Regions from separate parts of the Homo sapiens genome. Here region 2 is linked to region 1. Evidence: read pairs that join two places in POLR2A ChIA-PET (ENCODE). Cell type or tissue: Panc1. All regions are shown on one strand.

Region 1 (2,500 bases):
TAGTGTACAGTGTAGAATTTATGGTATATGAATTATATAGGTTGATGCAAAAGTAACTGCGGTTTTTGCCATTAAAAGTAATAGCAATTATGGCCGGGAGCGGTGGCTCACGTCTGTAATAATCCCAGCATTTTGGGAGGCTGAGGCAGGCGGATCACCTGAGGTCAAGAGTTCAAGATCAGCCTGGCCAACGTGGTGAAACCCCGTCTCTACTAAAAGTACAAAAATTAGCCGGGCATGATGGCGGGCCCCTGTAATCCCAGCTACTCAGGGGCCTGAGGCAGGAGAATCGCTTGAACCTGGGAGGCGGAGGTTGTAGTGAGCCAAGATAGCGCCACTGCACTCCAGCCTGGGCAACAAGGGCGAGACTCCATCTCAAAAAAAAAAAGTAAAAGCAATTACTTTTGCACCACCCTAGTATCTCCATTAAAAAAAAAATCCAATATCAACTAGAGAAATCAATTTAGGAATAAGAGCAAAAACCAACTTAAAATTTAACGGCAAATACACTAAAATTACTATTGCCAAAAAAGCTATAAACCCATGATGGGTTTCTATATAGAGGAGGAACCAGTTTGCTCTCCTCACAAAAGAAGAGAAAATTGATGGGAGTTTCCTCTAAAGATTTAAACTGTACTGTAAAGATTTATTCCACTCCTGGATCTGGAAAGGAAGAATCAAACTTGAGTGATGATAGTAATTTGCATTGGCATAAAGTTGAATTTTTCATTTTTATTTTTGTGAAGGTATGAGAATCATAGTGTTAATATATGTATTCCTGAGAAATGTATTACATATTCCCACACACATGGAAGGACATGACTTGGTCATCAGTGTTACCTCATTGTTCAAGTAGAGAGAAGAGATATTATCCCCATGTTATCAAAATAGATACAATTTCAGATGAGTAACATCACCTATTCAATGTCCTACAGTGGCAGGACTGGGACTATAAACCGGGTGTTCAGATTCCCAGCCTGGTTTACTTTCATTACATCAATGATCTTAAGCTTTAGTGTGCTACTTTATCCTTTATTCAACAACTCTATCACTCAACCACTTATTAATTCTTATTAAAGTACAACGTAATAAACCAGGACACTCTCGGAGAGCACTTAACACCTTATTCATGTAAGGTGATTTTTCTTAAAACTGCAAATGCCATAGGAATTAAAAAGCACTATAAAACACATATTTATTATATAGGAAAGCCCCTTTTGGCCCTCATTCAGAGTCCCTTTACCTTTGTTTTTTGCCTAATTCTAACAAGTTTGTTTGTCAAATGTAACAGATGAATTTAAAGTAGAAGGGGTTATGATTCTTCTAGATACATACAATGAGTAAAGAAACAGCCTAAAAGAAAGAAAGAGACACATCAAAATCCAAAGTGATAGCCATCTTTTTTTTTTTTTTTTTTTTTGAGACAGGGTTTTGCTCTTGTTGCCCAGGCTGGAGTGCAGTGGCACTATCTCGGCTCACTGCAACCTCCGCCTCCAGAGTTCAAGTGATTTTCCTGCCTCAGGCTCCCGAGTAGCTGGGAGTACAGGTGTCTGCCACCATGCCTGGCTAATTTTTTGTATTTTTAGTAGAGATGGAGTTTCACCATGTTGGCCAGGCTGGTCTTGAACTCCTCACCTCAGGTGATCCACCCGCCTCGGCCTCCCAAAGTGTTAGGATTACAGGCGTGAGCCATTGCGCCTGGCCTGGCCTTCTTTTTTTAAATTTTTTTGCGACAGGATCTCTGTCGCCCAGGCTGGAGTGCGGTGGCACAATCTCAGCTCACTTCAGCGTCAACCTCTCAGGCTCAAATGATCCTCCTACCACAGCCTCTACAGGAGCAAATCACCACACTAAGCTGATTTTTTTTTTAAGTTTTTTTTTTTTTTTTTTTGTAGAGACGAGGTCTCACTACATTGCCCGACTGGTCTCAAACTCCTGCGCTCAAGTGATCCTCCCACCTCAGCCTCCCAAAGTGCTGGGATTACAGGCATGAGCCACTATGCCTGGCCAGTTATAGCAAACTTGACCATTTATTGTAGGGGTAATAAATCCTATATAGCTCAAGGTTCTTATTCATAATAATGCAGTCTCCCTAATAAAAGGATGACTCAATTCCAAATGCTTTATTCAAGAAAGCAAGGAAGGACTGGATATAGTGACTCACACCTGTAATCCCAACACTTTGGGAGGCCAAGGTGGGTGGATCACTTGAGCCCAGGAGTTCAAGACCAGCCTGGGTAACATGATGAGACGCCCCACCTCTACCAAAAATAAAAATTTAAAAAATTAGCCAGGTGTAGTGGCATGCACCTGTAGTCTCCGCTTCTGGGAGGCTGAGGCAGGAAGACTAACTACTTGAGCCAGGAGGTCGAGGCTACAGTGGGCAGTGATTGAGTCACGGCACTCCAGCCTGGGAAACAGAGTGAGATCCTGTCTCAAAAAAAAAAAAAAAAGAAAAGAAAAAAAAAGAAAGGGCCTCAAGAAGGGGCTCACGCCTGTA
Region 2 (2,500 bases), 450 kb after region 1:
TAGGAATAGATGAGCAAACTAACCCCAAAATAAGCAAAGAAAATAATAAAGATAAAAACAAATCAATAAAAAAGAACACAGAAAAATTAAATCAGCCAGTGCTTGCTATATGGCAGGCACAGTACAAGAATAAGTACTGAGTTTACATATGCAGTCTCTTGAGGATCCTCCAAGTAGGTTAGATGGACATAAAATGGAAAATAACCAGATCAGAATACTAATGACCAGGAAGAATGATCAAGGTGCCAGCCTGCCTTCAAGAGCCAGTGAGGCCATTGTGGATCCTTAGGGAAAGGGGAGGTGAGGATAGTGGTTAAGAGATCAAGGCTCTGCCGGGCGTGGTGGATCACCTGAGGTCAGGAGTTTTGAGACCAGCCTGGCCAACATGGCGAAACCCTGTCTCTACTGAAAAAAAAAACACAAAAATTAGCCGGGTGCGGTGCAGGCGCTTGTAATCCCAGCTACTTGGGAGGTTGAGGCAGGAGAATCGCTTGAACCCAGGAAGCAGAGGTAGCAGTGAGCTGAGATCACGCCACTGCACTCCAGCCTGGGAGGCAAAGACTCCATCTCAAAAAAAAAAAAAAAAAAAAGGATCAGGCTTGAGGCTAGGCGCAGTGGCTTACGCCTGTAATCCCAACACTTTGGGATGCTGAGGCAGGTGGATCACTTGAGGTCAGGAGTTCGAGACCAGCCTGGCTAACATGGTGAAACCCGTCTCTACTAAAAAATGCAAAAAAAATTAGCCGGGCATGGTGGCGTGCGCCTGTAATCCCAGCTACTTGGGAGGCTGAGGTGGGAGAATTGCTGGAACCCGGGAGGTGGAGGTTGCAGCAAGCCAAGATGGCTCCATTGCACTCCCTCCTGGAGACAGAGTGAGATTAGATCTCAAAAAAAAAAAAGCTGGGCATGGTGGCTGACGCCTGTAAACCCAGCACTTTGGGAGGCCGAGGTGGGCGGATCACGAGGTCAGGAGATGGAGACCTTCCTGGCTAACATGGTGAAACCCCTTCTCTACTAAAAATACAAAAAAATTAGCCGGGTGTGGCGGCGTGCACCTGTAGTCCCAGCTGCTGGGGAGGCTGAGCTTGCAGTGAGCTGAGATTGTGCCACTGCACTCCAGCCTGGGCGACAGAGCGAGACTCCCTCTCAAAAAAAAAAAAAAACAAAAAACAAAAAATTGGATACTGTATCCTTGGTTTCTGAGAAGTCACAAAAGAATGTTATTTAATAAGTGATCATGCTGCTGCACTCCATCTAGAGACCCTAAGAATCTTTTCACAAATACCAACTCCTTTGTCCTTATTACAACTCTATGAGGTAGTTTATCACTTATTTTGTGAACATGAAATTGAGGCAGAGGGGCTGAGTAACTCACCCAAAGTCTCATGAACAGCAAGTGGTGGGATCAGGATTCAAACCCAGTCTAGTACTCCTAAGATAGGCAACCAATACTGTCTGCCTACACAAAGAACAAGGCCAGAAGTGCCTGTTTGGAAAGTCTAAAAAAGGGGTATTGCAAGCTGAAGTTTAGCAGAGTGGGACCTGAACACCTACTGACAGCTTTGCTTCACCTCTACCTTGCAAGTCAATAGAAATTCATTCATTTCCTGCCCAGCACTGCAGTTACCCAAACCCACCTGAGTATATGGATTGAAAACATACTAAAACCACTGGTTCAGAAAAAAATCACTTTACTCAGGTGAGATCTATGTAGTTACAGCAGGACACGGATGGGACTGGGCATACAGACGAATGGGGCTGACTCATCTGGCTTCTTCCTGAGCAGGGAATTTGATGCTTGTTTCTGCAGAGGTGCCACTTCTAGTTGTGGACTTGGACAATTAGTCTTTTGGTTCCTGGGATTCCCCATTGGAATATGCTGTATTAAAGCCCACTTAGTGCTTACCTAGAACAGTGCCTGGCACAGGTAAGCACAAATACAATTGCTTTAGGAAGATGCCTTTTTTTTGAGACTTAACTCTGTCACCAGGCTGGAGCGCAGTGGCAAGGTCTCAGCTCAGTACAACCTCCATCTCCCGGGTTCCAGCAATTCTGCCTCAGCCTCCCACAGGTGCACACCACCATGCCCAGTTATTTTGTATTTTTAGTACAGACAGGGTTTCACCGCGTTGGCCAGGATCTCTAGATGTTGTGATCCGCCTGCCTTAGCCTAAGTGCTGGGATTACGGGTGTGAGCCACCAAGCCTGGCTGCATTTAACATGCCCTCTTAAACACTGCCTCACTCCTCTTAGCTTGTAAGAAAAATCAAGCTGTGTTCCCCCACAATCATAGCTAGTAACTAGCTTCCATTCTCAAACCAACCCTGACCTCAACACCTTGGCAAGCAAGCTCTACAGTCCACCAAACTCCAATCTCACCCACCTCCCTCAAACCTGTCTCCATCAAGTTCCAAATGGCTTAACGGCTGTCCCACCTCCCCTATGCCAGTAGGTAACTTTACCTTCTAGATGATCCCCCTTCAGTCCCATCCTTCAGGGT

Evidence for each region. ChIA-PET counts read pairs that join two places held together with the same protein. Peaks named below come from ENCODE experiments on the same cell type or tissue, not always from the same donor. Only the 100,000 strongest peaks of a DNase experiment are listed, where the experiment ranks them.
Region 2: POLR2A ChIA-PET joins it to region 1 with 5 read pairs; 4 of 35 experiments call an interaction of 5 or more read pairs at or near these places.

The regions. Positions count from the first base shown.
Region 1 is chr1:28,959,955-28,962,454 of GRCh38, reverse strand. The region is part of intron 1 of EPB41 (erythrocyte membrane protein band 4.1); the gene reads right to left. Among named protein-coding and RNA genes, the nearest start is that of EPB41, 47 kb to the right of the region's middle. In Panc1, no CTCF peak of the experiment used is centred here; no DNase peak of the experiment used is centred here.
Region 2 is chr1:28,510,067-28,512,566 of GRCh38, reverse strand. All of the region lies in intron 3 of RCC1 (regulator of chromosome condensation 1), which reads right to left. SNHG3 (small nucleolar RNA host gene 3) reads right to left here. Exons shown (of 4, transcript NR_036473.1): 4 at 1,675-2,500. Among named protein-coding and RNA genes, the nearest start is that of SNORA73B, 2.8 kb to the right of the region's middle. RefSeq lists enhancers at 208-776, 1,258-1,307, 2,168-2,387, 2,161-2,500. In Panc1, no CTCF peak of the experiment used is centred here; DNase peaks (open chromatin) are centred at 200, 1,506 and 2,269; H3K4me3 peaks cover 503 bases; H3K27ac peaks cover 1,773 bases.